Linked DNA regions of Mus musculus: region 2 is linked to region 1. A link is a loop called in an ENCODE intact Hi-C map of the cell type or tissue named here. Cell type or tissue: heart. All regions are shown on one strand. Each heading gives the region's core, and the rest is flanking DNA. Links, peaks and the distances in the headings are about the cores only.

Region 1 (15,633 bases), core at 3,265-11,264:
CCTCCATCATGGCGGTGGGGTACACAGGGCCTGGTTGGGATGGTGGCACAGCAATGTGTTGTCTACAGAGGCCCTAAAAGGTTTCCCTGCCAGTTTTAGATAGTAGCTTTGCTGTAGATCCAGGAGTCTTAATTTCAGGTAACACTTCTTCCTAGTTCTTCCTCAACAGCGTCCAGGACAACGCAGCCTGTTATTCTGACTGTTCTGTGTATTTACACAAAGCTCTGAACTTTCTGAGTATTGTATTCTCATAAAGAACTGAAGATGGTTGTGTGTAATCCAAAGAACTTAACTTCCTTTAATCCTGAAGCTGCTAACAGTACAGCTAAGCGATTGCTCATGGCTGTCCTCCCCAGCAGCCCATTAAACAGAGCACATAACTGGCAGGACGCTGACGGAGGCCTGACACGTTTCCATGTCACTGCAGGTTTGCTGTGATGGCCTGTTGCTGGGCCTTGGACCCTGAGGAGAGGCCTAAGTTCCAGCAGCTGGTCCAGTGCCTCACAGAGTTCCACGCTGCCCTGGGAGCCTACGTCTGACTTCTCTCCCAGCTCCGCCACTCAGAAGAAAGTGCCTGTCTGTCACGGATGCCCCTCGTGCAGCGCAGTGCCTGCAGGGGCACACTGTCTCCAGATCACCCAGCCTTAGCAGTGCTTCCAAACCTCAGCTTTTAACGATGACGTAATAACGCAGAGTGTTTTCTAGATACCACTTTTACTAGGTTGAACCAAAAGGGGTTTTGTACATTTTTTGGCCAAAAATTTTTTTAAAATATAGTGACTTTGGACTAGGGGGTGCATTCTTTTAAAAAATGAATAAACAGTTTTAAAAATTATTTAGACACAGATATTTGGAATAGCTGTCTTAGTGCCAACTGCTTTTATTCTTAATGTTTTACTTCATTGAAGTAATGTAGGTGACTCACCTTTAAAGCTATTTTAATATTTTGGTCACTACTTTTGGGAGTGGTTTGTCTTCAAAATGCGGTACTTTTCTTAGGAAAAACAACATTACGAAGTTGTCTGGTTTGCCTTATACGAAGAAAGATAGTATATTAGGAAAATTGAAAAAGTAAAAAGAAAAAGAAATTACAAAGTAAAAATAAAAAAAAAAAAACATATCGCCCCCGCATGGAAAATCGCTTGTTTAGTGACCATGGCTCTGCTCACATTTGGGGAAGCAGGTCTGAGTTCACATCTCAGTCAGCTTTCCTGTGAGCTGGAAGAAGGCTGGGGCAGGCTTGTGGAAAACAGTGGTGACCTTATTTATTTTTGCTCTCCGGGGAAGGAGAGGACACAGTTCCTGACAGTGACCCCTCTCTACTGCTGCGGTTCCCTCTGTGCACGCCTGGGCGGAGCTACGCACAGAGCCGGTGCTTCTGTTGTTGTGGGTTTGGGGGGTTTTAGTTTTGGTTTTTGGTTTAAATTGGTAATTTTTATGCTTATCTTCAAGGCTGGCTTAAGTATAAATTTGTTTTTTTAAAACACTTGAAAAATTAAAGGACTCATTTTATATGCTGGTATTCAAAATACTGCTCACAGTGTGTGACTGTTGGTCGTGTCCTGAAAGTCTTGGAGTCACATTTTATCCCCTGAGAGTTTGACTCAGGTTCCAAAACCCTAACAGAAGAACAGCTGACTCTGCTCAGCCGCCAGGGCCTGTTAAGAAGTTGGAGTTACTCCTACAAGGACTTATCATGGAGAGAGTCCACAAATACATGTATGTAGTTACACACAGGTTTGGTCTACCTAAGGGATTGTCACCTGGGCCTGTGAAGTGACTGGGCCTGCAGCTACTGCCTCTGTGTCTGTCCTCTCAGGGATGTGAGGGAGAACATGGGTCTGTTCTATTAAAATAAGTCTTGTGAATAAAGAGAGTATCTGAAAAGACAGCTTCCACAGTCCAAGGCTCCAGGAGGCAAGCCAGGAGCTCAGTGTCCCGCATAGGGCGTCCTGCATATGGTGTCTTGTTTATGATATGCTTTGTCCTCAAATGTCTGGGTTTTAAAATGCCTCCTTTGAACCTTTTGTAACTTAAGCCACTTTGTTAATAGCCTGCATCTTAGAAGGGATTCAGTCAATGAGTGCTAGTGCGTACATTACACACTAGTACTTCAAGTCAGCATCCAGTCAGCCAGTGTGTACATTACCTACACAGAGCAGTTCAGCTTCCCTCACCCCCCACTTCCAACACTCAGTGCACTCTTATTGTTTCAGATGAGAACAATGTTTAGAAATCACAGTTCTCTGTATAGAAGTTGTTTTAAAAGTCATTGTTCTGGGGCTGGAAAGATGGCTCCATGGCTCAGACTGCTCACAGCCCTTCTAGGGCACCTGCGTTTGGATCCCTCTGGCCTCCACAGGCACCAGGCATGTACATGGTGTCATAAACTCATGAAGGCACATACTCATATACATACGTATGTATGTACCCATATATATAACATGTGAGTATGTATACCCATATATAACATATCTGAGTATATATGTATATTCATAGATCTAGACAGAACTGTTTTAAGGAAAAGTGTGGCTGTCTGACTTGTGTCCCGGTTAAGTCGAACTTCTGTTTCCTTTGGGGGTTTGCTACCTGTGCACATGTGCATGCTCTCTCGTTTCAGTAGATTGTTCTACTGAACTATGTGGAGATAGTGACAAGGGAAGAAAGGAAGAGTCCGTTTTCCACGGCTGATCCTCCTTCAGTGATTTGTATAGCTTGTGAATACCGCCGAACACCGCCCCCCACATCACTAAAAATGTAGGTTTTTAAGAAGCAAATTGATGGAGTGCAGGATGCGACCATAAGCTGTCTCTGCTGACAACACTAAAAAGTTTTTTGATACAGTACCTTGCTGTGTAACCCAGGCTAAGCTCAAACAAGTGCTAGGATAGTAAACACCACCATGTGTGGCTAAAACTAAGATTTGTTTCTAAAGTAGTAAGGACAGCTCCAGGATTTAAAACAAAAGAAACAAACAAAACAAAACAAAAAACACAGGTTGAAAGTCATCATCATCAAACAAAAACCTAAGATTAATACCATGGTGCCTTGAAGTTACATTTGGAATCAATGTTTCCAGTTATTTTTATATTTTGGCCTTCTGCTTTGTTGCCACCAAGAATTAGCACTAATACTAGATAGGGGCTTACATCGTAGTGATGGTAACTAAAAACTATTCACTCCACAGATGCTGATGGCCCTGAAGATAGATGGCTCCTCTCTAGGTCTGTCTGTCTGTCTGTCTGTCTGTCTGTCTGTCTCTCTCTCTCTCTCTCTCTCTCTCTGTGTGTGTGTGTGTGTGTGTGTGTAAAAGCATGAGGTGGATGTTACATTTCTTCCTATCTCTCCATCTTAGTTTTTGTCTATCTATCTATCTATCTATCTATCTATCTATCTATCTATCTACCTACCTACCTACCTACCTACCTACCTTTGGCTTTTCAAGATAAGGTTTCTCTGTGTAGCGCTGTCCTGGAACTCACTTTGTAGACCAGTTTGGCCTCGAACTCAGAAAACTGCCTGCTCTACAGTGAGTCCTGGGATTTAAGACATGTGCCTTAGTTTCTTAAGACAGAGTGTCTCATTGACCCTAGTGTCTCATTGAAACTTACCAGTTTGCTAGGCAGGCCCCGGGGATCCAGCGGTTTGTGCTTCCCCAGTCCTGGAAGCCATCACACTGCTTTTCTACTTTGGTGGGTGCTAGGGATAGAATTTAGAACCTCTGGCCTGGTAAGGTGGCTCAGTTTCTGAAAGGGCTTCCCATTAAACCTGATGACTGGAGTTCAATCCCTAGGAAAGAGAAAACTGCCTCTTGCAAGTTGTCCTCTGACCTCCCGTGTGTCGTAGCATGCATGCCTGTGAACACAAACAGATGAATATCATAAAGAGGATTATGACAATAACTCAGTTCTCTGTCCTTGCATGACAAGGACTTTACTACTTGAGCCATCTTCCCAGCCCCATGTGCTGTGATAGGAAAATGGGAACACCAGTTAGCTGAGTCCTTGTGTGAGGACGCCACTAACGTTCTTGTAGGATGTTTCTGACAGCATCTTGCTGGAACTATATCACATGGGCACGCCTGGCTATTAAACATTCTAGGAAAAAAACATTTCAAGAGTTATTTTATGTGTATGGGTGTTTGCCTGTGTGTATGTATGTATGTATGTGCACAGTGTGTGTGTCTGGTACCTGTGGAGGCCAGAAGAGGGTGTCAGATCTCCCTGAAACTGGAGTTACAGATAGTTGTAAGCCATCTTGTGGATGCTAAGAATCAAACCTGGTTTCTTTGCTAGAGCATTGAGTGCTTTTAGTTACTGAGCCATCTTTCCAGCCCAGAAGTTGTATTTTGTTAGGTTTTTATTTAAAAGTGGCTTTACTGAGATATAATTAACATTGCACCATAAAATAGATGGGTTTTGATATATTCAGTGTTGAGTGGTCATAACCATAGTCGAATTCAATTTGTTTCATTTTGGGTTTTGTCATATGGTTTTCTTTTTGAGGCAGGACCTCACTGTGTACTCCAGGAGGTTCTCAGACTGTGGCCCAGGCTGCTCTTGCCTGGCAGCCTTCTTGCTTTAGCCTGCAAATGCTGGAAGAAAGGGGGACACCACTGTGCTAGCTCCCCTGTTGAGATGTGTGGCCCCTAGAAAAAGCCCAATGCCCATTTGTGGTCACCCCGCTTCCTTTCTCACTCTCAGCTTCAGGCAGTAACTGATCTCCTGATCTCTATTCGGAACTTTGCATTACATGGAGCCATGTGGTAAGTAGTCTTTTGTGTCTGATGTCTTCTACTTAGCACATGGTCTTCAGGGTTTCCATGTTGTGACATGGCCAGCAAATGCTTCGTTCTGCTGAAAAGTATTTCCTTGTAAGGATATGCCACATTCTCAGTTGACACCTGCTTGGGGACACTTGAGTTTTCGTTTAATCAGATCGTCACCTGGAAACAAAAAACAAAAAGAAGGCTTTCCGTGGTAAGGATGGGGAATGGCTGTAGGTGGCTCCTAGCAGGGTCAGCCACAGTGTAGAGATGGACTCTTGACCCAGCTTCCTTCAGCACTGGGTTTCGCACTCCACGAGTTGTCAGACATGAAGGGAAGCAGGGTGAGTCTAGGAAGATTCAAGTTAGCAGAGACCACTACTGAGGAGAAAACTTGGTCGGAGCCACTATCTGAGCTTTTAACTTCTGGCTCCTGGTCCTGAAAGCCCTACAGTACATCATGGCTGCTGCCACTTTGACCTCTGCTCTTTTTGCACCAACCTGTCCTTGAGCTTGCAAAGTGAAGTATGTTCTCTGTACTTGGTACTATAAAGTCTATCTCAGGGTGCTTTCGCTTTGGCTCTGATCTAAACCACCTAGGACCTTTGGCCTCTGGAAATAATGTAGAAATCAGCCGTATGCCTCTGCAAAAATTGGAGGTAAATGGTCTTAAGCTTGTGTCTAGTGATACAAATCTTGGACTAGGTCTTGAGTCTTTATCTGCATGTATAAGAGGTTTGTTAACGTTTTCTTTTGGAGACCAAATCTCACGGTATAGCCTAAACTCTTATCTCCTACCTCCCCTCCACGAGTGTTTCAGCCTCCTGGGCAGTGGAATTACAGATGTACAGTACCACGCCCAGCTCGACATTTAATTTTAAATTAACTTTGTGTGTTGTGTGTGTTTGTGCACACACCAGGCGTCAACATCAGATGTCTTCCTCGGTGGCTTTCCATTACATCATTTTTTGAGGCAGATTCTCTTCCTGAACTGAAGTTCAGTCTAGTCCGATTGACTGGGAAGTGGACTCTCCTGTCTCTCCCTCTCCAGCCACACTTGACTTTTCTGGATGTGCTGGGAATCGAACTCAGATCCTGGTGCTTCTGTGACCAGCGGGCTCGGGGGCGTCGGTCAGTGTTTCTCTGGCTTCACAGAATCACCAGCGTTACTATTATGAGGAAAGATCCTTTGGCTCCATCTTGTCTGGAGCCAGAATGGCCTTGGCCTGACTGGGTCAGGAAGCAGAGTGCGTAGTACGAGTGTTTTAAGTTTTGTGTTGGAGTCTCTAGGCAGTGTCTCTCTGGCCTTGGCTCCTCTTTTCCCCTCAGGACCCACAGTTGCCTTCACTGAAGGAGAGGGTTGTGTATTCTGGTCACCTAAACAGACTCTCAGTCTGTGATAAATGCTCCCTTATGGTCCTCCTCACCTCTTCTGGGAAGGCAGGAAAAGGAAGAGACGGGCCTGGCCTGCTGGACTTGGTGGGAAGCTCCCCGCGCCTCCTCCGCTGGCCACTCAGGTCTCTGCACGCTCTAGGCTGCCCCACTGGCTCACGCTTTGCATGTCCCTATTGAAGGAACACTGATATCTTTCCACAGGATGCGGCCCTTAGGTGCATTAAAACAACATAAGATCGGGAAGTAGATAGAAATACTGGATTTTCCCATCACCGCTTCAGTGTAGTGCTGTGTTGTAGAGATGGCCAGCTGATAATGTAACTCCCTTGTTTTACAAATGAAGGAAATGAAAGGCGCTTTTGCTTGCAAACCTAAGATGTATAGCAGGCTGTGTCTTATGTTGGTGTATTATAGGAAGTGGGTGTGCTTTTCAGGAAGGGAAATTAATTTGGTAGGATGCTGACTAACACTCTGTTAATAGGATTTTTTGTTTGTTTGTTTGTTTCCTGAATCCATGAACAGAGTGCTATTATTGGCCAAAACCCTTCAAAAATGATGTTGCTGGGAGGGAAGGTTCCAAGGTAAATGGGCAGAAGTGCAGTACGGGTCTAACGTCAAGAAATTCCAACTTTGGTCTGGAGTAATAGAAACTCAGTAAAAGGCTCACATCAGAGATACACCCACATGTGTTTTAGCAGTGTTTGTGGTAGGCAGATGTTGCCACCGTACATCAAGCATGGTACTTGTACTGGCTAGTTTTGTGTCAACTTGACACAGCTGGAGTTATCACAGAGAAAGGAGCTTCAGTTGAGGAAATGCCTCCATGAGATCCAACTGTAAGGCATTTTCTCAATTAGTGATCAAGGGGGAAAGGCCCCTTGTGGGTGGGACCATCTCTGGGCTGGTAGTCTTGGTTCTATAAGAAAGCAGGCTGAGCAAGCCAGGTGAGGCAAGCCAGTAAAGAACGTCCCTCCATGGCCTCTGCATCAGCTCCTGCTTCCTGACCTGCTTGAGTTCCAGTCCTGGCTTCCTTGGTGATGAACAGCAGTATGGAAGTGTAAGCTGAATAAACCCTTTCCTCCCCAACTTGTTTCTTGGTCCTGAGGTTTGTGCAGGAATAGAAACCCTGACTAAGACAGTACTAATCACCAAAAGTCCTACAGAGTGGCCTTACCCCCATTTTACAATTGAGGAAATGAAAGTTGAGCTTAGTTGCGTTAAGTAATGCTGTGTCTTAATCCAGGGAGTCTGTCCCCAAACCCTGTGCTACTGAGACGGGAGGAACGGGTTTGCAAGGGAGGCAGGACACCTTAGGAGCCCCTGCTTGTTGGTTCCAACATTTCTAGTGATATAAAAGGTAGTGTTAGTGTTTGGAGTACCAGGTTGGGGGTGGGCTTCATAGGAACTTGAAGTGTTGTAGAGGGAAATTAAAACGGGAGCTGCCTACAAGCAAATAAGAAGGGCACACAGCTAGTGTAAGTCACATTGGGGCTGCCCTGGTTGGTCAGCACATTTTTCTTCAGAAATTTGGTTACAGTGGAGTCTGCTATAACAAATGGTAGATTAAGTCATTGTTTCCTTCTTACATGGTAGTCCAAAGGGAGGAGGGTGGCTAAGAACCCGTCATCCTTTCGCCCTGCCCTTCCTATCAACGGCCATTTTAATGTGGCTGCATGGCCAGTGCTGGGTTCCAACCACATCACTGCGGCTCCCAGAAGAGGGAGCCTTTCTCAGTAAGTGATAGAAAGGCCACCAAGACACTTCTGCTGATATCCATCGGGAAAGACTCGGGCACCAGCAGCAAGGACGTCATTTAGAAAAGAGTCTCCCTAGGCAGCTGGCTGGGGAAAAAAAAAAAAAAACAGTTTGCAAACAGTGGTCTGTGGAAGAGAAATGTTGAGAGAAGAGCGAATCAAGAAGCTGTGTTTTTCCAGATAGGTATGAAGCTAGCAGCACTCTGGAGTGTAGGCTGATAGGGGAAAGGTGTTACCTGGCCATGGGCTCCAGTTAAGTATCTGGTCCAAGATACTGAAGATCTGAATACCTTGGGCCTAAGTCTCCAGAGTAAATCTGGGACTGAGACAGAAAGTAGATGAATGAGAGCTGGTATGTGTGGCTAGAGGAGAATCTGGATCTAAGCCCAGAGTGTCTTCGTTCCAGAAGATAAGCTAGCTCCCTTGCAGTCATGGTGTGGGAGGCAAGGGTTTGGAGTGGAACAGGCACAGCATGGTGTGGTCAGAAGTGGCATCCTAGCACACAGCACCCTCTACTCTATGTTGGCTTGCTCTAACACAATACCTGAGGTGACTGAAGGAAAGAGAAGAGCATATGTTGGCTTACAGTTTTGTGGAGGTTTCAGTTCATACAGGACCAACCCTCTTGCTTTTGAGCTAGTGGCAAGGCAGTATGGAATGGCAGGGCACACGTGGTGGACTAAATAGTTTCTTTATGGGAGCCAGAATCCAAAGAGAAAGGAGCCGTGCAATGCTTACTTGAAAGGCATACCCACTTTTGACAGGAAGGCCTCTAAGCAGTCCCCACCTCCTAAAGGCTCTACCCCCTTACAACTGGGACCAAGCTTTAACACATGGACCTCTGTGGGGACATTAGCCCAAACGTTAGCATCATCTGGTCCCTGGCTTACACACATACACACACCCGCCTTGTGCCTTCACTTCTGATCTCCTCTGTAATGTTGTTCCATACCTACTGCAGTCTAGCAAAGCTCCCTGTTCTATAAAACCCACCTCTCAGGTTCTTCAGTATCCTTAGTCTCTGCTTGCAGTCTGACCACCATCAAATCCACACACACCCCCAACATCAGGTTATTTATAGCATATAAGTGTCACATGAGCAGATGGGAGGGCATCTCACATTTAGACCACAAAAGCAGCTGGCCATGCTAGAGGCCCCTTGGCCCTCTTAACACCAGGACTATCCAGTTGGCACCCCAACTCTGTCATTATCTTCCCCTCTCTCTTGCACTCTGACCCTGCTTCCCACTCTCATCCTCCTCTCTAGCCGCTCCCAGCTTCCCTTGAACTCCATCCTAGTCAACAGCTCCTCCTTCTTGCTGGACAGAGTGTTCCTAGATATCCTCTCCGTTAGCACAGCCTCCCATGCTTCTCCTGGACCCCTCAGACTTGTATGCATGGTTTTCTCTGCCAATGACTTTCTCAGCTTCCAGCACCCCTCCCTCCCTGCCTTCCTGTTAGCATTGAGTTACTACTTCTCAGTGAGTTACCTCCACTCCACTCAGCGTCTGCCCTGACGTGGGCCCAGGGTCCTTCCTTCCTGGGGTAATGGCTCACTTTGCAGGCCCCTGACACCATAGGTGCCAGGTTCAGTGACATTCTCTCCGTGGCATGTGTCAGCATATCGTCCTTGAACTGCCTTCTGTAACTTTGGCTTTTCAAATCCTACTTTGAATAGTTGTTCTTAAATGCTCCAACCTCCCTTCTAGCCCACCACCCACCAGAGGTAATGGGAAAGAAAGCTTATGGTGATACAGGGGCAGTGGGCCTGTTTAGAAATTGTTCTTTGGAGCAAATCCCATCTGTGTTGTCAGGAAACCAGCAGTTCAGTTCACAGGAATCAGCAGCGGCAGCTCGATCCACTCGCAAACACTTCACCAATATAGCAGCAGTCCAACCTAGCAGAGACAGCCAGGCAAGGCTTCACCAGTCAGCAGGAGGGAGCAAGACCAGCAGGGACGCCAGGAGAAGTTCTTGGCTGTGCCTCTCCCAACGAAGCCAAGATCAGTGAAGACTTGAGACGAAGAAGGGTTGCACAGGAAGCCGCCAGTCACTGTCCATTGAGTCCTATGTATGCTCCCCCCAAACATCATGTGTCCTCCACAGGTCTTGCCTCAGCACATGAGCCTGTCTTAGCAAAACTCCCCGTGGGTCTGTATCAGCTGACATCACTCTGCAGATCGGCCGTGGAGCCCGTGGAAGCGGCAAGAAGCCACGGGAACCTCTCAAGTTCTTTGGTGCATCTCTCTCTGTGGAGTCAAGACAAATGGTGCTCAACAATGCATGTAAGGCAGGCCAATACATGCATGTCCTTAGCGAAGAATTCTTCATCACACATCCTTTCATGTGCTTGCTTCAGCAAAATGTCCTTTCACCTGTGTCTGCTTCAGCGAAACATTCTTTGAAATAACTGACTTTCCAAAGAAAACCACGTTTCCACTTCAGCCTTCCTTCCACACTTAGTAATTTGGGGCTCAAGCGTCTACCTCCCCCCACCCCAGCCCCCCAATTTTGGGTTCCTATGGTTCCTATGTCAGTCTTGAGCACCTGCCTGTCAGGTCTTTTCTGTGCTCAGCACCTCTGCAGGACCATCTGGCACCCCTCAACCCCAACATTGAACTTAGTCCCTCCTTAGTCTCCACAGGGCCACCAGGAAGCCACCCTTACTGCTTCCTAGTGCTTCCTGAGCCATCTGTGGGCAGAACTTGTGGTCTCTTGCCGGTTCTCTCCAGACTCCATTGCCCCAGCCAGCTTCCCTCCCCTACGCCCACATTGGTTATACATGGTTTTTGATTATCTGTTTTGATAATCACTCAGGCTCTGCAAAATTGTTATGGGAGATAGTTTTGTTCAACCAGTGATACATAGGACCATGTGAACTAAGAGGGGTGTGTGTGTGTGTGTGTGTGTGTGTGTGTGTCTGTAGGGAATATATGTGTGTGTGTGCTGTCTATTGTTGTCTTTCCTGAAACAAAAGGCTACTCCACCCCCTCTGCAATTTCCTTTAGCCTAGAATTTATTTTTTTTAATTTATTTTTTAACTTATTTATTATTATAGCTGTCTTCAGATACATCAGAAGAGGACATCAGATCTCATTATGGGTGGTTGTGAGCCACCATGTGGTTGCTGGGGTTTGAACTCAGGACCTTCGGAAGAGCAGTCAGCGCTCTTAACCCCTGAGCCATCTCTCCAGCCCTAGCCTAGAATTTATTAAACATTACTTCTCACTGAGAAAATACACTTATGGAGTTCAATATTCTAAAAGTTTGTATTGGCAAAAAACAAAACAAAAACTAAATATATTCCAAAGGCTTAGAGGAAGGTATCTAGACAGTTAGCAAACCTCCAAAAAAGAGAGATGGACTTTTATCCTTAATATTGACCTGCAGAGGGAGCCATGTATAGGGGTTTGCCTTTATTTTTTTATGAAAACCCTTCTGGTAGGAGCCTTTCCCACAGCCTGTCTTTATGGTACCACTCACACGCCGGCCCCATAATCACTCGGCCTACATACACAGCTAGTCCATAGAGCTGCTTTCCTGGAGAAGTAGAAATGCACGCACATGACCTGATCTCTGCTTCCAGGCCTGAGAGCACAGGGCGCCTGCTGGGGGTGGGCTGCAGCCTGTGGGCTGGGAGCCACTGAGGAAATGGCCTGTGACCTGATATCAGTCATGTCCTGCTTCATTGGCTCTCTCAAAAAACATCACCTAGAATGCTTCCGAAGAGGTGACACTGCTGGCTGACCTTACCTGGGGCGGCCCTGAACCTACAACACGAGTTTTCTCTTTTCTTTTCTTTTCTTTTCTTTTCTTTTTTTCCCTCCCCTCCCCTCCCCTCCCCTCCTTTCTTTTCTTTTCTTTTCTTTTCTTTTCTTTTTTTTCTTTTCTTTTCTTTTCTTTTCTTTTCTTTTCTTTTCTTTTCTTTTCTTTTCTTTTCTTTTCTTTTCTTTTCTTGTTTTCCCAGACAGGGTTTCTCTGTATAGCCCTGGCTGTCCTGGAACTCACTCTGTAGACCAGGCTGGCCTCGAACTCAGAAATCCGCCTGCCTCTGCCTCCCAAGTGCTGGGATTAAAGGCGTGTGCCACCACCACCCGGCACAACACGAGTTTTCAACAGTGGCCTGGCTCCTCCATACCTCAGAAATCAGGTTCCTTGTCACTTTTTAATTTAATTTTATTTTATTTTATTTTTTTGTAGTGAAATGAGTACAGGGTACCTTGTTACATAGTTAACAAATACACTTTCTTACCAGGCACAGGCTACTAGGAAGTGCCTTTGAAATTGTTGACTGAAGTTCTACTGAAATACACTTGTGAACTTGCTACAATAAGCATTTGATTTCTTTCCTATCTGAGAGGAAATGTCAAACTCTGAATATAGGCTAGGGATTTATGGCTGGGTCAATAAAATCTTAAGAGTGAGGGAAAAAAACCCTATTTTTGAAGGCTCGTATGGCCTTTTCCTATTACAGCAACCCTGTCTTTCAGGGTTATTTTAAAATACCATTCCGCATGTTAACTCTGCCTTCAGAGGGACAATAGTCAGCAGTCTGCCTCAGCTCTGTCCTCCACTAACAGAGAATACACTTAGGTCTTACAATTCAGTTGTTGTTTCTTTAATAAAGGCTGCACTGAACTTACTTAGAGACAGAGCCTGTCTCATCAAGCAGCCCTGGCTGTCCTCGAACTCCCTTGGTTGACCAGGCTGGCTTTGAACTCACAGAGATCATCCTGCTTCTGCCTCCCACATGCTGGGGTTAAAGGTGTATGCTACCACCGTCCAGCCCCATAAATTGCTTTTGTCAAGAGTATTTTATGACGGCAGAAAAAGAAACCTAGACACTGGCCACCCTCTATCCTTGCCCCGCCCCACCCCCACCCCCGACCAATAACTTAGGCCCAGGAAGGCTTGTTTTCATTTGTTTGTTCACTCCTGCTAGGTCAGGTTCCTTGGGTCACTTTCCTTGAGGTGCCTGGAATCTGCACCGTGCCTTGAAAACCATCTTGAAAGCCAGCCATAGTTATACATGTCTATAAGCCCAGAACTCTAGAGGCAGAGGGAGGGAACCTAATAGAGGCCACCCCAAGCTACAAGGAAGCCTCATGTCTCACCAAAACAAATAGAAAACACAAAAGGGAAAAAGGGCAGTAGGAGAGAAGAGGCTAACCCAGCCTGAATATTTCTGGGAATTCCAGGCCTGGGTTAAGAGCATCCCTTTCAAATGAAGACCTCAAGCTTCCCATGGCCGTTAGCATCCTTTTCCAAGATCACTGCCTCTCTGGTTAGCATCTGGAATGTCTCCACAAAATGTTCACGTGTTGAAGGTTCAGTCCACGGCTGGTGGTGCTGCCTGGGAAGGTTCAGGAACTTCAGGAAGTGGCGTCTAGCTGGAGGAGACCAATCACTGGGCATGCCTTTGGGGAGTCTGTTCACGTCTCCCTAGTCTGTCTGTCTGTCTGTCTGTCTCTCTCTCTCTCTCTCTCTCTGAGACAAGTTTTATTCTGCACCTTAAGCTGTTCTGCAGTTTTCTGTATTACCCAGGCTGACCTCAAAACCTCCCAAGAAAGCCAGCATGCCTGGCTCCCTTCTTCACTTTCAGCCTCTTGTCATTCTGGAGCCGTAGGCAACACCAGAAAGCATATCTTTGCTCTCTATGCTACTAGATGTCTGGACCTATTGGTATGTTTTGTGCTGCTGTGGCATGGTATGGCAGGGGGGGGTGCTTTAGCGGGCCCATGATGAGGCATTTCTGCCCCCCCCCCCCAGGTACCAGCCATACGATGGGTCTAGTATGAAATGAAGTTTATTTGGGGCATGGGGGGGCGGGGGAAGAAAAGGGACAGAGAGGGATGGAAAGGGACAGGAGAAAGAAGGGAAGAGGCTGACCAGGAACACATGGGGTGGGGGAGGTAATGGGGTGGGGAGGGCAAACCAGGCTCCTACCTGACTTGCTAGGTAACTGTTGGGCAGAGCCTAGAAGAGATGCTAACACCCTCAGCCTGTGCTTTCACATCTGCCTCTCCTAGGGTGGGAAAGCCTGAGAAAGGCCAGTCTGGCCCTTGTTCCTTCTTGCCTTCTCAAGGATTGTGTTTTCTGTCTATTAGATCTGTAGTCTCAAACCGGAGTGAACATCATAGCCACCCAGAAAGTCTGTTTAGACCCAGAGCCCTGAGCCTCACCCTCGAGGCTGGGATGGAGCCTGCCTGCTAGCCTTTCCATTGTGCCAGGATGCTGCTGTGTTAGTCTGAAAACCACAGTGGCCACTGTGCAACAGCTGTCAGCTTTTCTAAAGTCTTGAGAGAATTTTTTATAAACTCATCCAAGATACCCTGGCTACCTACCTAGAACACTTATATCAGAATTTTAGACATCATTATTTATATAAATATATCAGTAATTTATAATATATATATATCCTACATAATTCCAATGTGTAGCCAAACTTGATAACTGATATAATAGTTCTTTATTCTTCAACTCTTGTCTATGAGAGACAGACAGACACAGAGAGAGAAAGAAAAGGAGAGACAAACAGACAGAGACAGGGAGAGAGACAGAGAGATTAAGTGAGCACAGCATGTGCGGGCATGTGTGTCCCATGGTGCATGTGTGGAGGCCGGAGGACAACTGCTAGTATTTGGTTCTCTTTTTCCATTGAGGTGTCAGGGATCAAACTCAGGCTATCAGGACTAAGAGGTAAGCACTTCTAATCAACTGAGCCATCCTTCCAGCCCACCAGTGTAACAATTCTAATCAAGTTCTTAGTTCAGGATTTGATCAGCTGGGAAGTGTACTACATCCATCCTTCCACATGCGGTATAGCTAAGGTAGGCTTCCTTTCCGAGGCTCATGTTACAGTGTTTCTCACTGTTGCTCTAATTAAACAGGACCAAAAGCAACTAGGTCAAGAAAAGGTTTAGTTCTCCTTACAACTCTGATCACACTCCATCCCATGTCAGAGCAGGACCTGAGGCAGGAACCTGGAGGCAGGAACTGAAGCAGAGGCCATGAAAGGTGTGCTTACTGGCTTGCTACCTAAGGCTTGCTTGTCCTGCTTTCTTATGGAACCCAGGAGTGACATCACCTGTGATGGGCTGGTCCCTCCTTCATCAATCATCAGCCAAGAAAATGCCCCACAGGCCAATGTAGTGGTTGGGGGGGGCGGTGTTTTCTCAGTTTCCTCTTCGCAAATAACTCTAGCTTGTGTCAAGGTGACATGAGACTAGCCAGCACACTCATCCTGATGATGAGACATGATCAAGAAGTGATGGGGGTCGGGGTGATTTGCAGATGATTCCGTAATGAACCCAGAAAGTGGGGAAAAAAACAACCATGTATCAGAGTACATTTAAAATATTAATAACTAAGAGACCTGGCAAAGAGAATTTACCTAAGTGTCTTACTTTCCAATAGATAATAATAGAATTAAAAACAAATAAACAAACAAACAACAACAACAAAAAACAAAACCGAGCAAAGATAGCTTTTAAAACAGCCAGATAGAAATAAGGAATAAACAAGTGAATGAATGCGCAGCACATGCAGGGCTTAGCGAGCCAAACCCAGCTCTGATTTCATGGTGATGCTGACTGTGTTTCTGATGGGGAGATCCAAGATCATAAGCACGTCACTCGTTCACGAGTTTGCTAGTTACAACACGGACTTGGCAAAGGCCTTCTCACATTTATCAGGAAGAGAACCCGGTCAGTAAAACAG
Region 2 (15,633 bases), core at 3,823-11,822, 160 kb after region 1:
TGATGCTTCTGGTTTAGCTCCTCCCTTGTGGCTGCCCATAGAGAGCAGCGATGGAGCTCTCAGCCCATGTGGGGCCCTGCCCTGAGGTGCCTGTCACTGAGTGACTGGACACTATTTTGCTACTTTCTTCCTCCTTCTGTGTCCATGTCTGATGTCAAGGAACACAGAGGGGGCTGGAGTGCAGTGGGACAGATTTTCAGGGGATCATTGCTGTTTGTAGAACAGGCAACCCACTTTGTTGATGGCGATGTCCTCCGGCTCCTAAGAATTATGGGACCTCCTTTCTTAGGGCTCCTCAAAAGTAAAGTGTAGCTGGGCGTGGCAGCGCTCGCCTTTAATCCCAGCACTCGGGAAGCAGAGGCAGGCAGATTTTTGAGTTCGAGGCCAGCTTGGTCTACAAAGTGAGTTCCAGGACAGCTAGGGCTCTCCAGAGAAACCTGTCTCAAACAAACAAAACAACCAAACAACAACAGTAAAGTGTTCTCAAGCTTAGTGGTTACGAGTGCAGGTGAGGATGGCAGGCACACAGGTTTGGAATTGACTAATGGACAAGAGATTTGGTCTCCTGATCAGTTAGAGGAAGTCAGATGTGTGTAAGTCTTCCGTTACTGGGATGCTAGAAGAGCCTGTAGAATGGTGGCGGCAAAGTGTGTAGTAGTGTATGAACCATGTCAGCCCTCTGGAGACCAGATCATTTCACCAATTATTCCTGCCAAGAGCTAGAGAGGAAGCACAGCAGTGGGAGGGTTAGCATTTGCCTTCTGTGCAGAGGCTGGGGTGCTCTGGGAAGACCAGAAAGGCCTGGAGAGGGAGAGCTGTCCCACCACTGTGGGAAGAAAGTCAGTAAAACACCCCCCTGAACCAGAGTTCCCTTTCGAGTCAGGTCAGAGAGATCGGGCATTCAGCCAACAGACACTTCTATCCCTCGGTTTCTTCTCAGCTACAGTGAACCTGAGCCCAGGTGACCCTCGGTGGATCGGAGCCTGGTGGCTGGGCCTGCTCATCTCCTCAGGCTTCTTGATCGTCACCTCTTTGCCCTTTTTCTTCTTTCCCCGAGCGATGTCCAGAGGAGCAGAGGTAAGTGTCCCAGGGCCCAGGACTCCATGGATGTAGCCACGTAAGCAATGGACACGGGCTTGGAAAAGAAACAGCTGGGAAGCTGCAGTGGCCTTGGCAAACTGGGGGAAATGAAAAGAGGTCTTAGGACTTAGGGTTCATCAGAGGCTGAGAAGAGGTACCCCTCAGCACCTTCTTATCAGGCTGTCATCTCGAAGACCGGAGGGTTGCAAAGGAACATAGTTTGGAAATCCCTGAGTTCATCTAAGCTGGGCTAAAGAGTTAAGAAGCAATTCACAGTGCTCAATGGGATGTAGAGACAGCGAGACAACTCAATCCTTAGAAAGCCGGCCATGCAAACGTGAGGCCCTGAGCTTAAGCCACACACCGCCTCTTTTTTTTAAAAAAAAAAAAAAGCCAAGCGTGGTGGTATATAATTGCAATCCCAGAGCTGGGGGGGGGGGGGGTCAGATAAATGGAAGTATTCCCTAAGGCTTGATAGCCAGACAGCCTAGGTGGGGAGTTCCAGGCTACTTAAAGACCTCTTTAAAAATCAATATGGGGGCTGGAGAGATGGCTCAGCGGTTAAGAGCACTGACTGCTCTTCCAGAGGTCCTGAGTTCAACCACAGCAACCACATGGTGGCTCACAACCATCTGTAATGGGATCTGATGCCCTCTTCTGGTGCGTCTGAAGACAGCTATAACTATATATTCTTTAAAAAAAAAAAATCAAGATGTGTGGTGCCAGAAGGATGACACCCAAGGAGGTTGGCCCATGACCTCCACGTGGACGCACACATGCATGTACACATGTGGACACACACACACACACAAAAGCTGAGCAGGTAGTGAGGCACAGTTAACTTGGACATTTAGTGGAGTTTACTAAGGTTTGAGCCTGAATGCCTGGTGAGAAGGGGGCGTCCACTCAAGGTGTAAGTGAGGGTGTGGGGCAAGGATGGGCTGAGAAGGAGCGTGTCTGGGACAGGGTTGTATCTGCTAGGGAAAGGAACCTGAAAGATGAGACTAGGAAGCAGCAGAGAGGAGGTTGAGCGGAGCCTTTATGTTACACTAAAGGGTCTCACGTTTTCTCCTGTGGTTTCTGGGCACTGCAGTGACTGTGTGGTCCCATAGTGACAATATGGCAGTTGGCTGAGATTGGGGCTCATGAAAGAATGAAGATTGGAGACCTAAGAGGCTCAAGAGAAAGAAGGAAAACACAGTTGAGGGTCAGGGCAGTGGCCATCAGAGAGATGGGACAAAGTCCTGCCTGGAGCGGTAGTGCACAGACTTGGCTGTGGATAGGCGTTGGAGCTGCTGTTTTGTGTCTATGACTTAAGACAGAAAGGGCCCCACTGTGGGAAATGGAGCTGTGAGCAGAGGTCCAAAGCTTATCCCGGGGAAGCATTTAAGAGGTTATGGGTGTATTTTGATAGGCTAAGAGTTGGACAGCTCTGAGCTTGAAGACTGTTCCACTCGTAAACTTGTTGAATGATGCTAGGCAAGTTGCTTTGTTTTTAAGCTTCCTTTCTTGTAAAGTTCTTGGGAGTAATTAAAGAATCTGTCTGGGAAGGAAGTTGTGAGGGAAGAGGCGATGGATGGAGAGTAATGGGCATGTTGCCCAGAGCAGGAGGGCTCAGTTAATGGGAGCATCAAAAAATGCTTATGGTAAAGCCCTGGCCTCTGTCTATGCAGTGGCTTGGAGAGAGCCGAGGGCTCTGACTGGAGCTGCTAGCTTCAGAGACTGGCGAGGGCACTGAGGTAATGTCCCCAGAATGATTAGAACAGAACCTAGGGTAGGGGTTTCTTCTGGACTGAGTAGAAAGCAGGGTCCCAGAGAGGACACAGAAAGGGGGAGCTGAGAACTGCAGACATCGTAGATCCCTGTGTCCTAGAAGCTAGCCATCTCCAGGATCTGCATATGGGACACAGTGTAGTCATAACGCAGACAAGGGTAGGGTCCAGGATGATGCTTTGGGCATCAGTCATGGGAAAGTCAGATGAAATAATATGCCCATAGGTATAGTGGGAGGCATTGGCACAGATTCACCCTGGCCTCCAGCCAAGGCACCAGGCTCCTGAAAAACACAGGTGGTATCTGCTTCAAGGGAGCATCCTGCAGATGCCCTCCCCCACACACGTGTGGTCCTCACGCCGCTGAGTCAAGGGGCTCAAGGATGGGCCATTAACATCACCATGTTTGCTACCTTCAGAGGTCTGTTATCGCAGAGGAGACCATGAAGATGGAGGAAGACAAGTCAAGAGGCTCCCTGATGGATTTCATTAAACGTAACTGAGCGCCCCAGCAGCCTCGGGTGGGCTGGTTCTGGGAGGCAGCAAGCCAGGTACAGGGTAAAGGGCAACAAGAGACAATAAGTAAGGCCCGTGACTGCCTCACCTCCCTTCAGTTCGGAGGGATCCTGCCAAGGACCCTGGTGACCGGTTCTTTACAGGAACCAGTAAATCCCACTTCAGGCAGAGCCAGTCACCCCCTCTCAAGTCTCCCCTTCTGCTCTCTCTCTCTCTGTCTTCCTATAGTGGTGGAAGTTGTGGGAGGAGACCTTCCCCAGGGTGAGCAGTGTTTCTATTTACCCACCACCAGCATCCTCTTAGTCAGACCACAAGCGTGGTGAGCAGGAATCCAAGGACCCTGGGCTGACTTCTGGGAGTCTGGGTGTCTCTGATTCTGCCCCGAGGAAGAGAGGAAGCTGTCCTTGTGGATGAGTCAGGGTGACGGCAAGGCTCTAGGAAGCCTGTGATGCTCTTGCCAAGGCCTGCCTCCTGACAGCTGTTTGCCCGCAGGGTTCCCCCGCATCTTCCTGAGGCTGCTGATGAACCCACTCTTCATGCTGGTGGTCCTGAGCCAGTGCACCTTCTCCTCAGTCATTGCTGGCCTCTCCACGTTCCTCAACAAGTTCCTGGAGAAGCAGTACGATGCCTCGGCAGCCTATGCCAACTTACTCATTGGTGTGTCAGAGGGCACTGCAGGGCCTGGGTGGTGCCCTAGGGAGGAACTGGGTACTGTACAGTCCATCCAGAGATAACTGAGAGCCAGACCGGATGCAGGCAGGAGACAGGAGGGCTTGCCGGAGAGAAAGAATTTTAAGAGCATTTTTCCTGGTTGGCGATCTAGAGTGATTTTGGCAGGATTCTGAGACTCCTATTCTATTTAGGAGTGGGTGAAGACTAGGGGCTGCTTTCCTTCCCATCAAGAGGGTAGGAATCTGATATCCTCCCAACTGACCTTATCAGGGGTAACAGAGGAGAGAGGGAACATGGAGCTTGAGATATACATAACACCTCTTAGGAGTTGCCTTCTCCAGGAACTTGAGTCTTGGCCCTGTGACACGTCAGCCTCCTTTACACGATGGCAGTGCAGATGCTTAGCCCCCACCCACCCAGACTAATGAACCCAGATTCTGTGGCAGGGGTGCTCGTACTTCTTGCAGTAGATGCTAAGAACCACTAATGGGGGTTCTACCAAGTGCCTAAATGAATAACTGGGCCCCATCTATAGGTGAATTTGACCAAAGATTTGACAAGATAATCAGGGCATGAGATCTGGGGTGACTTCCCTGTTTGCGCTGAAGTCCTGTGTAGCCTTTAGGGATGCTATCATTTCTCCAGCCTTCAGTGTCGGATCAGGGCATCGCCACCCAAGAACGATCTACTTCCTTATTGTTGTCATTGTCTTCTTGTTTTCAATTTGTTTCTTCGAAACAAGTCCTAGAATAGCCCAGGCTGACTCTGAACTTGCTAGGTAGCTGAGGATCACCTGGAATTCCTGATCCCCCTGTCTCCACTTCCCAAGCGCTGGGTTATAGGTGTCAGAAGTTGACTGCCTCTTTGCTTTTTGATCAGGCTAGCCAACCCTCTACTAAAGTAAATTCTCGGGATGTACCCAGCAATCACCCAACAGTTAGTGATATTCGGTAGTCACCCATCGTTTCTTTACGAAGCTGTGCTCCTTCCCTGTGGTTCAGCTCAAGGCTCCCAGGCTGTGCATCCAGCCCCTCTCCTTCTCACCTAGGTGCTGTGAACCTTCCAGCTGCGGCCTTGGGGATGCTGTTTGGAGGAATCCTCATGAAGCGTTTTGTTTTCCCTCTGCAAACCATCCCCCGAGTAGCTGCCACCATCATGACCATCTCCATAATCCTATGTGCCCCTCTCTTCTTTATGGGATGTTCCACACCCGCCGTGGCTGAGGTCTACCCTCCCAGGTAATGGACAGCCGGAATCCAGCCACTGTATGTCTCTCTTCTCTGCCTTTTACCTCCTCCGTCCTGCTCATTTGATCTGATGTCTCACATGGTGACACAGGAAGCCAGGTCTCAAATAGTGTGTTCTATTATGAGATGAGATTAGCCAGCCAGTGGGGTTGGGCTTAGGGTTTGGTTTTGTAAGAAGCCACAGAAGCTAGCCGGCTTAGTGTCTGGATGAGCCTAAGCCATAGAAGCCAGGAAATAAGCAATGGTTAATGCCAGCTCTGAACCAGCTAGAGCTAGAGTCTCACTGAGATGTCGAAGAAAGAGGAGAAGAGACTTGAAAAGGTTTAGAGATGAACAATTAAAATGGCGACACACTGTAAAAAACAAGGGCTGCAGAGGCAGGGGCAGGTCAAAGGACCAGTCTGCTTGCTTAAAGCAGCGTGAGACGTAAGCGTAGGGCAAGCTTTATCTTCAGAAAGAGTGTTACAACCCCATGAGCAAGGAACATGCCACTCCCCACCTCCTCCCCCCTCCCCCACAAACCCACCCCAGGTAACCACCTTGAAACGTTTTCTTTTTTTGAAAGGAAAACATATTTTCTTTATTTATATTTCAAATGTTATCCCCTTTCCTAGTTTCACCCCCTCCTGGAAACCCCTATCCCGTCCCCCCTCCCCTTGTTTCTGTGAGGGTGTTCATAAGGGAAATTGGTCTGAAGTTCTCTTTCTTTGTTTGGTCTTCATGTGGTTTAGGTATAAGAGTAATTGTGGCTTCACAGAATGAATTGGGTAGTGTTCTTTCTGTTTCTATTTTGTGGAATAGTTTGAAGAGTATTGGTCTTGGGTCTTCTTTGACAGTCTGATAGCATTCTCCACTAAATCTATCTGGTCCTGGGCTATTTTGGTTGGGAGACTATTAATGACTGCTATTTCTTTAGGGGTTATGGGACTGTTTAGATGGTTTATCTGATCCTGTTTTAACTTTGGCACCTAGAAAATTGTCCATTTCATCCAGATTTTCCAATTTTGTTGAATATAAGCTTTTGTAGTAGGATCTGATGATTTTTTTGATTTCCATGTCTCCTTTTTCATTTCTGATTTTATTAATTTGGATACTGTCTCTGTGCCCTGTGGTTAGTCTGGTTAAGGGTTTATCTATCTTGTTGATTTTTCTCAAAGAACCAGCTCCTGGTGTTGTTGATTCTTTGAATAGTTCTTTTTGTTTCCATTTGGTTGATTTCAGCCCTGAGTTTGATTATTTCCTGCCGTCTACTCCTCTTGGGTGTATTTGCTTCTTTTTGTTCTAGAGCTTTCAGGTGTGCTGTCCCCGCTGTCGTTGAAACTTTTTCTTGAGGACTTTGCCCAAAACATTTGCAAGATTTGGAGACTCAGAACCTTTTAACCCCAGCATAGTCTCTTTCTCGTGGAGAGCAACATCTCCAAATACACCAACAGCATCAGGCAAAAACATAGTGTGATATGACCTCCTCTGTAGCTGACAGATGACAGAGGAAAGCAGAACAAAAGAGGGGAACATTGCCTCGAGTGAGGGAGTGAGAAACTCACCACCGTTCTGCAGGCTGACTGGGGACCCAGAGAAGCTGGGGACCCAGAGAAACCTGAAAGCTTGGGGTCCTTGAGGTGGTTTTCAGTGGGAGTTTGGTCCCACCTCTGTCACCTGCCTGGCCTGAGTTCTAGATATGACACTCTTTGTTGCTATGAGGAAGTTATCCGTAAACAAAAAGGCCCTTCCATTGTGATGTCCCATAAATGCCAACATCCACTGCTACTGTTTATCAATGCACTACTCAGCCATCAGAACTTCCCCAAAGAAGATCAGTAAGAACAGCCATCGAAATCCACTTCGATGAAGTTCTGGCCCAGGATAGGAAGGCGAATGGACAGACCCAGATCAGTGAATCCATTTGTTTCAGGAGATGAACAGTCTATAAAAACCTCAGTGGCCTCCAAAGGTCTCAGCCAGCACCTAGCTGGGCCATAAGAGAAGGCAAATGTTTCTAATGACTTCACTGTAGCGTAGACCACTTCCTTCAACAGAGCTTCAGGCTGTCAGTCATTTTAACTCTGACAGTGGCATGGGTGTTTTCTGGCTAGACCTTTACAACTGAGTAATGGGTGGGTTTGGGTTCCCAGGGTCAGGAGAATGGAGAGGGCCATGATGTCCAAACCATGGCAGACTCACAGCCGGCTCCCACCGGCTCCGTTCAGATTCTGGGACAGCACTGGCCTAAGACAAACGGGGGTATGCAGGCACATCAGCCAGGCCAGGACCTCGTGCTGGGCTGGAGTGTGGTGCTGTTTCTTGGTCTTGCTTTGTTTGATTCTCTTCTCTTCCTGTCTCGCCTGGCAGCACACCAAGTTCTATACATCCGCAGCCTCCCGCCTGCCGCAGGGACTGCCTGTGCCCAGATTCCGTCTTCCACCCTGTCTGCGGAGACAATGGAGTCGAGTACCTCTCCCCCTGCCATGCTGGCTGCAGCAGCCTCAACGTGAGCTCAGCAGCTTCTAAGCAACCAGTAAGGACAACGACGAAGGGGGTCACAGGGGTCGACAGAACCACATGGAGCTTTGGGGCTCAGTGTGTCACCTCAAAAACCGTTCCTTGGCCGTCAGTATCAGCGTCTTAGCCCCCTCCACCATCTCTCATCCTTCTCTGCCCCGGGGTCATGACCAGATGCCCACAGCCCAAAGTCAGTTAAAGATTGGCTGGAGACCAACGAGTTCATTCTTGGGAACTTGGCAAAACAACAGAAACAAGTCCGAGCAGTCGCTCTCAGCGGAAACTTGTGACTGATACTAATGGCTCCCTGTGGCAGGGGGGAACTTCTGGGTTCTGGGTTCTGGGTTCAGGCCATATTACAGAGTCACATGGCCTGAGAGCAGAGGGTCCCCTGTGACTTGGACCTTAGAGGCCAGTGCTGGGAGCAGCAGTCGTTTCAAGCCCTCCTCTCCCAGGAGTGCCACAGAGTTGGCCTGAAGCCATGAAATTAAGTTCAAATCTAGGATTAGAAACAAAATCTCTCTTCACCTGGTCTTCAAGGCCATGTGTCTCCTTCTTAGACCTAGACCTATGGGGACTTGTCTGACAATATGTGAGGACAGTGACCCCAGGCCTTCTGGGATCAGGAAACAGCAAATGCCTCCTCCAGGTTTGTCTCTTAGTCAGAAATCCATGTGTGCAGCCACCATGTCAACCAAAAGCCCTGGTCTCACAGTTTACATCCAGTCCGATAAATGCACACGATAAATGCTGAGGGACTTCCTGAGGTGACTTACCCTTGAGCAAAGACCAGAAGAATCCTATGGAAACCTGGAAGCCCATTGCACTCGAGGGAAGCACAGGTGCCAGTGCACCAGAGAAGCTGAGGAAAGGCCTGGTCGGCGCTAAGCGACAAGTGTCACAGCTATCGGGACAAGGGATCAACAGGTCCAGAGCTGGGCAGGGCCAGGCAAGCCAGACTTAGGAGGGAGATTATTTCCCCTCTTAACTCCCTCTGATGAGAACAATGGAACGTCTATGTCATTACTATAGGATGCCCCCATAGGAAGAATGCACCTGTGTGTCGGCCATGTGTGTTGGCCATGGGCCAGGCTAGCCCCCACTTACCACCTCTTGCGAGGTCACAGAAAAAAGCTTCCCCTGTCTGTCACTATGGGCAAAGGCCCTTGGCTCTCAGGTAGAGAAGGGTGAGGAGCTAAGACAAGATGGCCCCTTAGTTTGCCTCTTAACTGGAAGAGTGGTGGCTTCTGTGGTTTTCTTATCTTTATTTACTCTCCGCTGACTCATCTACTTCCAGAAATAATCTTGACAAGCTTCCAATAACAGCACAAGTACATCAAGACAAAATCCATTACCATGATAGCAAGGGAAAAAATAATAAATTATAAGGGGGATAAAGTCTTAGTATTTTAAGATCCAGATTGCGGGAGGTTACGGCAATATCGTGTGTTAGGAACTTCTGAGCTTGAGGGCCACAGTCCCACTGACTGACAGAGGGAGGCCTCCTCTAGCTCATTAGTTGGCTCAGCCCCATAACAGCTCTGACACCAACGTCATCATAGGCTGGGCCATCAGCCACTGCAAGGAGGGAAGGCAAAGATGACCAGATGAACGGTGGCCGCCAAATGAGTCGAACAGCAGTGTTGAGCCACATAGAATTATGATGAGGCAGGGTCCTCCTCTGGGGGCTCTTCTTAGGTCAAAGTACACCTCTTCAGTGGGGAGTGCTACAGAGCATTCAAGAGACTCTGTTATTGTTTCCTCTACTCCCGGAACATACCTTCTCCCATAACAACTTGCGCAACCACTAGAGCGGGCTGGACCGGGAGGAGAGCTCCCAGGTTCCAGGCGCTGAGCTGATGAGGGTGCTTTGCCTGGTGATGGGATCTTGGGCATTCAGATGTTGGAAGACTGCAGGAGTTCATCCCATGCTGGACTCTTGGTGAAGACCATTTCTTTCTTTTTTTTATTTTAAAGATTTGTTTATTTATTTTATGCATGTGAGTGCACTGTCACTCTCTTCAGACACACCAGAAGAGGGCATCAGGTCTCATTACAGATGGTTGTGAGCCACCATATGGTTGCTGGGAATTGAACTCAGAACCTCTGGAAGAGCAGTCAGTGCTCTTAACCGCCGAGCCATCTCTCCAGACCGTGAAGACCATTTCTAATGTCCCCAAAGTGAAAGAGCCAGGACCCCATGGGGCACTCTAAAACCCTCATCTGACCTCTTCAGTCTTTGAATCCTAGCTTTTCCTCCATCCCTGGAGGGCTGAAGGGAGGGCAGAGGGATTCGTTCATATTAGAGGGAGGCAGTGTGGATATGTGAAACATACAGAGGTTAAATCATGACGTGGCCCCTCCTGTTCTTCAAGATCTATTTGAACTGTAGCTGTGTGACTGGAGGATCCGCATCGGCCAAGACAGGCTCCTGCCCTACATCCTGTGCACAGCTGCTGCTCCCGTCCATCTTCCTCATCTCCTTTGTGGCACTCATTGCCTGCGTCTCCCACAACCCCCTCTACATGATGGTCCTACGGTGAGTGAAATCTCTGAGCCTCTGGCTGCTGCTTCCACACCCTCTCTTTGACAGTACATCCTGTCTCCTACTCAGAGTCTCTCCTCCCTTAACTGGGGAGTCTTAACAGCAACCTACAAGTGTCTAATGGTGAGAAGACAATAGGTACACTGATGGCAGGAGTTCCCTGTCCCAGGAGGAGCTCCTGGTAGGGAAGCCTGGCCCAGGCTCCTAGTATCCATGAAACATAGGCCCTGTTGGCACCCCCATCTTTATTTGTGGGAAGTTAAATCATAGCCCGGGATGGTGGAACTGTCGAAAGGTTGAGCCGCAGGTTCAAGACAGGCTGTGGGTAAAGATTCACTTGTTCTTCAATATTAAAAGAGGAGAAATCAGCAAGTCAGAAACTGAGGAAAGTTCCAGAAGCAAAGCGAACACTGTGAGAAAGGGCTGAAAACGTGAAATTTGCAGGAGACTGGGGACTCAGTGCTCAGAGTGGAGGGACAAGGGACCAGGAACCAGGGTGGGGTCAAGAGAAGTGTCTGGTTTTTAATAGAGAGCGTTCCCTCTTCTCATTCTACCAAGAAGGAAAATGTAAGAAAAGAAAAAGAAAAAAGAAAAGAAATCTCACCCAAGTTCATCTAACCACCTCCTGCCTGCCTCTCTGACCTCCCATCCAGCCCCATCAGCTTACTTGGAAAGCAGAGAAGGAGAAACACAAAGGTTGAAAACTCCCTATCAGATTAAAAGTCTCTACTTGAGTGTCTTGGGTGTTGCCTGACCTCATGACTCCCAGTTTCCTTGACTATGAAAGGAAGATAGTGATACCCACCTCCAAGTGTGAGTGTGAGCAATTACAAGGTCAATCGCTTCGTAAACAGAAGCTCCTCTGCTGGGCGTGGTGGTGTCATCTATAAATCTAGTGCTTGGAAGTAGGAGAACCAAGAGTTCAAGGTCTTCTTTGCCTAGATAGTAAGTTACAAGCCAGCCTAAGCAATATGAGACCCTACCTTACAAGGTTCTCAATGTTTGAGTAACAATCCCTTTGGGGGTTGACTGACTCTTTCACAGGGGTTGCCTACTACGACCATCAGAAAACACAGAATTTACATTACAATTCATAACATTAGCAAAATTAAAATTAGGAAGTAACAACGAAATAATTTAGTGGTTGGGAGGCTCACCACAGCATAAGGAACTGTATTAAAGGGTCGCAACCTTAGGAAGGTTGAAGACCACTGCCCTACCTCAGAAAAGACATGGGGGCTGGTGTTCTCCATATTGATTAGGACCTATCTCTCCAGAAGGCTAAGCAATGAGGAAGGACCAGCTGCCATGTCAATAATGTAGCTTAGTAACAGAGCACTTGGTTAGCACATGTATTTTACTCTATCCAAGTCTAGTCTCTTTCCATTCATCCCAGAACCTCAAACTACTAAATAGTACCATGAACATTCAGGATTACGTCCTCCCAACTTAGTCAAATCCCTCAGGATACATCTTCATGGATACACCAAGAGATTTGTTTCCCAGGTCATTCCAGATCCATACGTTAGCAATGAAGATTGGCCATCGAAGTCATCCATTATGGATCGGGCCATTGGAGACAAGCTGATACAGAGGGAAAGAACATCCATTCAACTGGAATTCCAGGCACTGTCCACTGGGAGATCCCACATGGTCCCTCTTTCTCCTACTTGAACTCCAAAGAGCCTCCCTTCACTGGGTCATCCCCCTGGGGATGTCTCTCAGATGCCGACTAACTTTGGCAATGGTTGTAAGATAATATGGAATGATCTGGAGGCCACTTTTGAGTTCTTTTCCACTCTGTCCTCGGCTCCAAATTCTTTTCCAAATGATAATCACCCAGCCAGGAGTATGTGGTGTGAAAACGTGGAGAAGCCAGAGTCTGGTCACACAGCAGGCGCTTCTACCACTGCTCTGAGCTCCTCAACCCTGTGTGTCAGATGCCAACCCCCTTTTCACTCTCCAGTTGAGGTGGCAGCTCTCTAGGGAGAGCTGAACCTCTTTACCTGGCTTTGCCATCCCCCTCTTGAAGGAGAAAAGGTAGAAAGCAGGACCACGCACAGAATCCACAGGACCCAATGCAAATGAAACTGTAAAGACTTTGGCTTGTGAATCATTTAAGAACTCCAAGACATACGTAAACCAAAGCTGGGCCTTTCTGACGGCAGCATCCTATGCAGCTATTCAAGTCACACCTTACAAAGCTGGCCCAGGGCAAGGAAATGTTTCAGATCTGCACAGAAGCTGATAGCCCAGGGCCCTCTTTTCCTGGTACAAGATATTCTGTGGGTGTTGTTCAGACCTGCTGTCTAAGCATCCAGCCAGAAATTCCTTTCTACTTGGTCTCTCTTGCCTGCTTTCTTTCCAAGAAGTCTCTGGACAGTCCTGAAAACAATACAGACTATTGGTTCTCAAACCCAAGTTTACATCCAACTCTCCTGGAATATCCACGTTTTTGATAGATGCCAGGCGGAGAATCTGTATTTTGAACGTAGCCTGGGCGGTGCCTCTGATCCAGCAACAGTGCTTTGAGAACGATGGGTATAACAGGCATTCAGCAGATAATGCGCATCATCCATGTGTCTGGTCAGACTCCATGAGGACCAGTGCTGACCTGCTCTGAGTCTTTCTACCCCCTACACCTCATACCCTCCAGGTGATGCTGCAGTCTAGAGTCCTACTGGTGCTAACTTCCTGTTTTCCTTTTCAGTGTGGTGAACCAGGATGAAAAGTCGTTTGCCATTGGAGTACAGTTCTTGTTGATGCGTTTGCTGGGTAGGTGATTTAGGCCCTGGACCGTGGGCATCTAAAAGCCATGTGGGGCGGGGCAGGGTTTGGAGAAGTCCCAGTTCATCTTGGCTGCATATTCCTAACAGCAAGAAGAACCAAACCCTGACAGATGACAGTTTGCCTGATTGCTTGAGATCGGGGAAGATTCTGTCTACAGTATTCAAGCCAAATTTAAATTATGTAAGAAAAAGAAAAGGTCATAGCTGAGAGTGCTGAATACAGAGTTAAAGGCAGGTATTTTTAAATCTGTCTCCAAGAATCCGCCCTAGGAAACAAGACCTTGCATTCCTGCCCTAGACAGAGCAGTTTCTGAGCTGAGCCCTGGCTTCCCTCCCATTTTCCAAACCTCAGTCCTCTGCCACGGTTCAGCAAATGTCTCTTCTGTCAGGGGATCCTGCCTCCAAACCCTGTCTGTCCTCAAGTAGCCTGGAGCCCCCAGCTCAACACTCAAAATACTCAAGCTGTGCATACACATAATCAGCAGAGACCTACAGGGAGAGAGAACTCCCACGGGAGCAGGAGGCATCTGGCTTCCCTGAGTGCAGGGACTGCAGGGAGAGGAGACACACAGTAGGTTCCTTCCCAGCTGGCCAACTCTCATCTGCCCGTTGACATCCATGGCACAGTCATGCATTAGACTGAACCCCAGGCACTGATGTGGAGGTCTTGCTACAATGGATGAACAAAAGTATAAAGATTGAATTTAACAGAGGATCTTTGTACTAAGAATTTCAGGGGTGGGGATTTTGAGGTTCCGGGCAGAAGGACTTGAGTTACTATCAATGTGAGCCTTCCTACTTTAACCACTGACACCCTCTGCATTATTATACAGGGGTGCAGGTCACATCTTGCCCTGCCATGGCTTCCATTAGCCTTCCAGCGTGCGTCATCATCCCAGCTGAAGTCAGATGGGCAGGTGCCTATGCAGGGTCTGAGCCAGCATTTTCAATGGAGTTTCTTAGCCGCAAGCCATTTATCCTATCATGAAGCGTCTCAGTTCCAAAGGACCCTTAACCCTCTAAATGACAACCGTCACATTCCTGGAACCACACAGGGGACACAGGGTATCTTGTCCAGGTTGAGGCTGGTTCATTAGCACAGCTGCTTGTATTTATTTATTTATGACTTACCATCTATAGCTGGTTTATCACTTACTCCAATGCCCTGGCGGGGAAAGAGCCCTGGCATTCCTCCCAGAGGACCTTCTGCCCTGCTTCTATTGGTGACTTAGAGAATGGCCCCTCTGCCCCGCTGCTCCAAGCCCTTGCTGCTTCCTCTTTCCCACCTGAGCTCAGCTAACTCTGTGGACCACAGTTGGAAAACACAGGCCTAGAGGAAATCCACTGGTCACTTAAGAACACAGCTTCACTCTGGGTTAGATGAAAAGACTGCCTATTTATAAACCCCAGCAGGCTCACAGTCACCCACTGAGATGTGGTTGAAAACTCTCCTTGACTTCTTTTCTATTTAGGGATGGGTCACTAGGGCCAGTTTCCAGCCACTGTTCACCTGGAAACTGGAGTGTGAGCAGGGGCTGAGGGGCTGCTCTTGGGAATTTCTCTATGTAGGTAGGGAACAGGACTGGGTTGCCTCTTTCTTCCAGAAACAGGAACTCACAGGGTGCTAGAGTGTCTGGTGTTTTCAGCACCGCGTTTCTGAGAATGGGATGGCCCATCTGCAACGTAAATCCTGGACAAGTCCACCCTGATCCACTGACTGCTGGACAAGTCCACTCTGACCCACTGGCGGCTAGACAAGTCCACCCTGACCCGTTGGCTGCTCACAACGTGGCTAGCACCACTGAGTTTGGTGGGGTTGGGTAGTGGGCATCTAAAATATTCATCACCCAGTAAGGTGTTGTGCCTGCTGGACTTCATCTTAACATTCAGATGCTAGGATGATTTGGCAACCTGTGTTTCTGAGCAAGACGGGGAACTAAAGGTCTCCAAAGGGTGTTGTCCGATCTAGTGGGCTAGTTTGGAGTGGGAGAAGAACGTGGGATTTGAACTTCAGTGAACCCTTGGGTCCTCTTGTTCGCTTGCACTTTATTCCAGTGACTCCACCCACCCACAGAGGCTGGGGGAGTCCTTGGAGGCGTTAGCACTCTCGAGATGGAACTTCTACCTGGGGCCAGCCTTGAGCTTGAGAACAGTGCTGTGTGTCTGAGCTGACTCCAGGTTGAGCCCGTGATTCATTCTGCCCTGAAAGAATGGATTCCCTTTTATCTCCTAAGCCTTCTGGTGAAAGGGGAACTCTTGCTGAGCTTTGCTGCAGCTTTCTGCTTTCCCGAGTCACTGTGATTCCGAGGGCAATGTGTGAACCGTGCCATTGGTGTGGGGGGCTCGGACATCTCTGACTGCAGATCCAAGCCACCCAGACACCCTGAATTCTCTTTCCCTTTGTTGCCAGCCTGGCTGCCATCTCCATCCCTTTATGGCCTGCTCATCGACTCCTCCTGTATCCGGTGGAACTACCTATGCTCAGGGAGACGAGGGGCCTGTGCGTATTATGA

The links. Peaks named below come from ENCODE experiments on the same cell type or tissue, not always from the same donor. Only the 100,000 strongest peaks of a DNase experiment are listed, where the experiment ranks them.
Region 2: a loop joins it to region 1, with 2.8 times the contacts of the local background. A loop is called at or near these places in 3 of 42 quality-filtered maps.

Annotation. Positions count from the first base shown.
Region 1 is chr9:102,906,423-102,922,055 of GRCm38, forward strand. Ryk (receptor-like tyrosine kinase) reads left to right here. Exons shown (of 15, transcript NM_013649.3): 15 at 428-1,885. The coding sequence ends at 539. Among named protein-coding and RNA genes, the nearest start is that of Ryk, 79 kb to the left of the region's middle. In heart, for the core only: a CTCF peak has its summit at 7,872 (motif pointing right); DNase peaks (open chromatin) are centred at 8,429, 9,259 and 9,919; H3K27ac peaks cover 499 bases.
Region 2 is chr9:103,069,288-103,084,920 of GRCm38, forward strand. Slco2a1 (solute carrier organic anion transporter family, member 2a1) reads left to right here. Exons shown (of 14, transcript NM_033314.4): 6 at 941-1,077; 7 at 3,272-3,347; 8 at 3,861-4,025; 9 at 5,089-5,278; 10 at 7,637-7,802; 11 at 10,162-10,325; 12 at 13,042-13,106; 13 at 15,531-15,633. Among named protein-coding and RNA genes, the nearest start is that of Rab6b, 35 kb to the right of the region's middle. In heart, for the core only: no CTCF peak of the experiment used is centred there; DNase peaks (open chromatin) are centred at 3,994, 7,774 and 9,354; H3K27ac peaks cover 598 bases.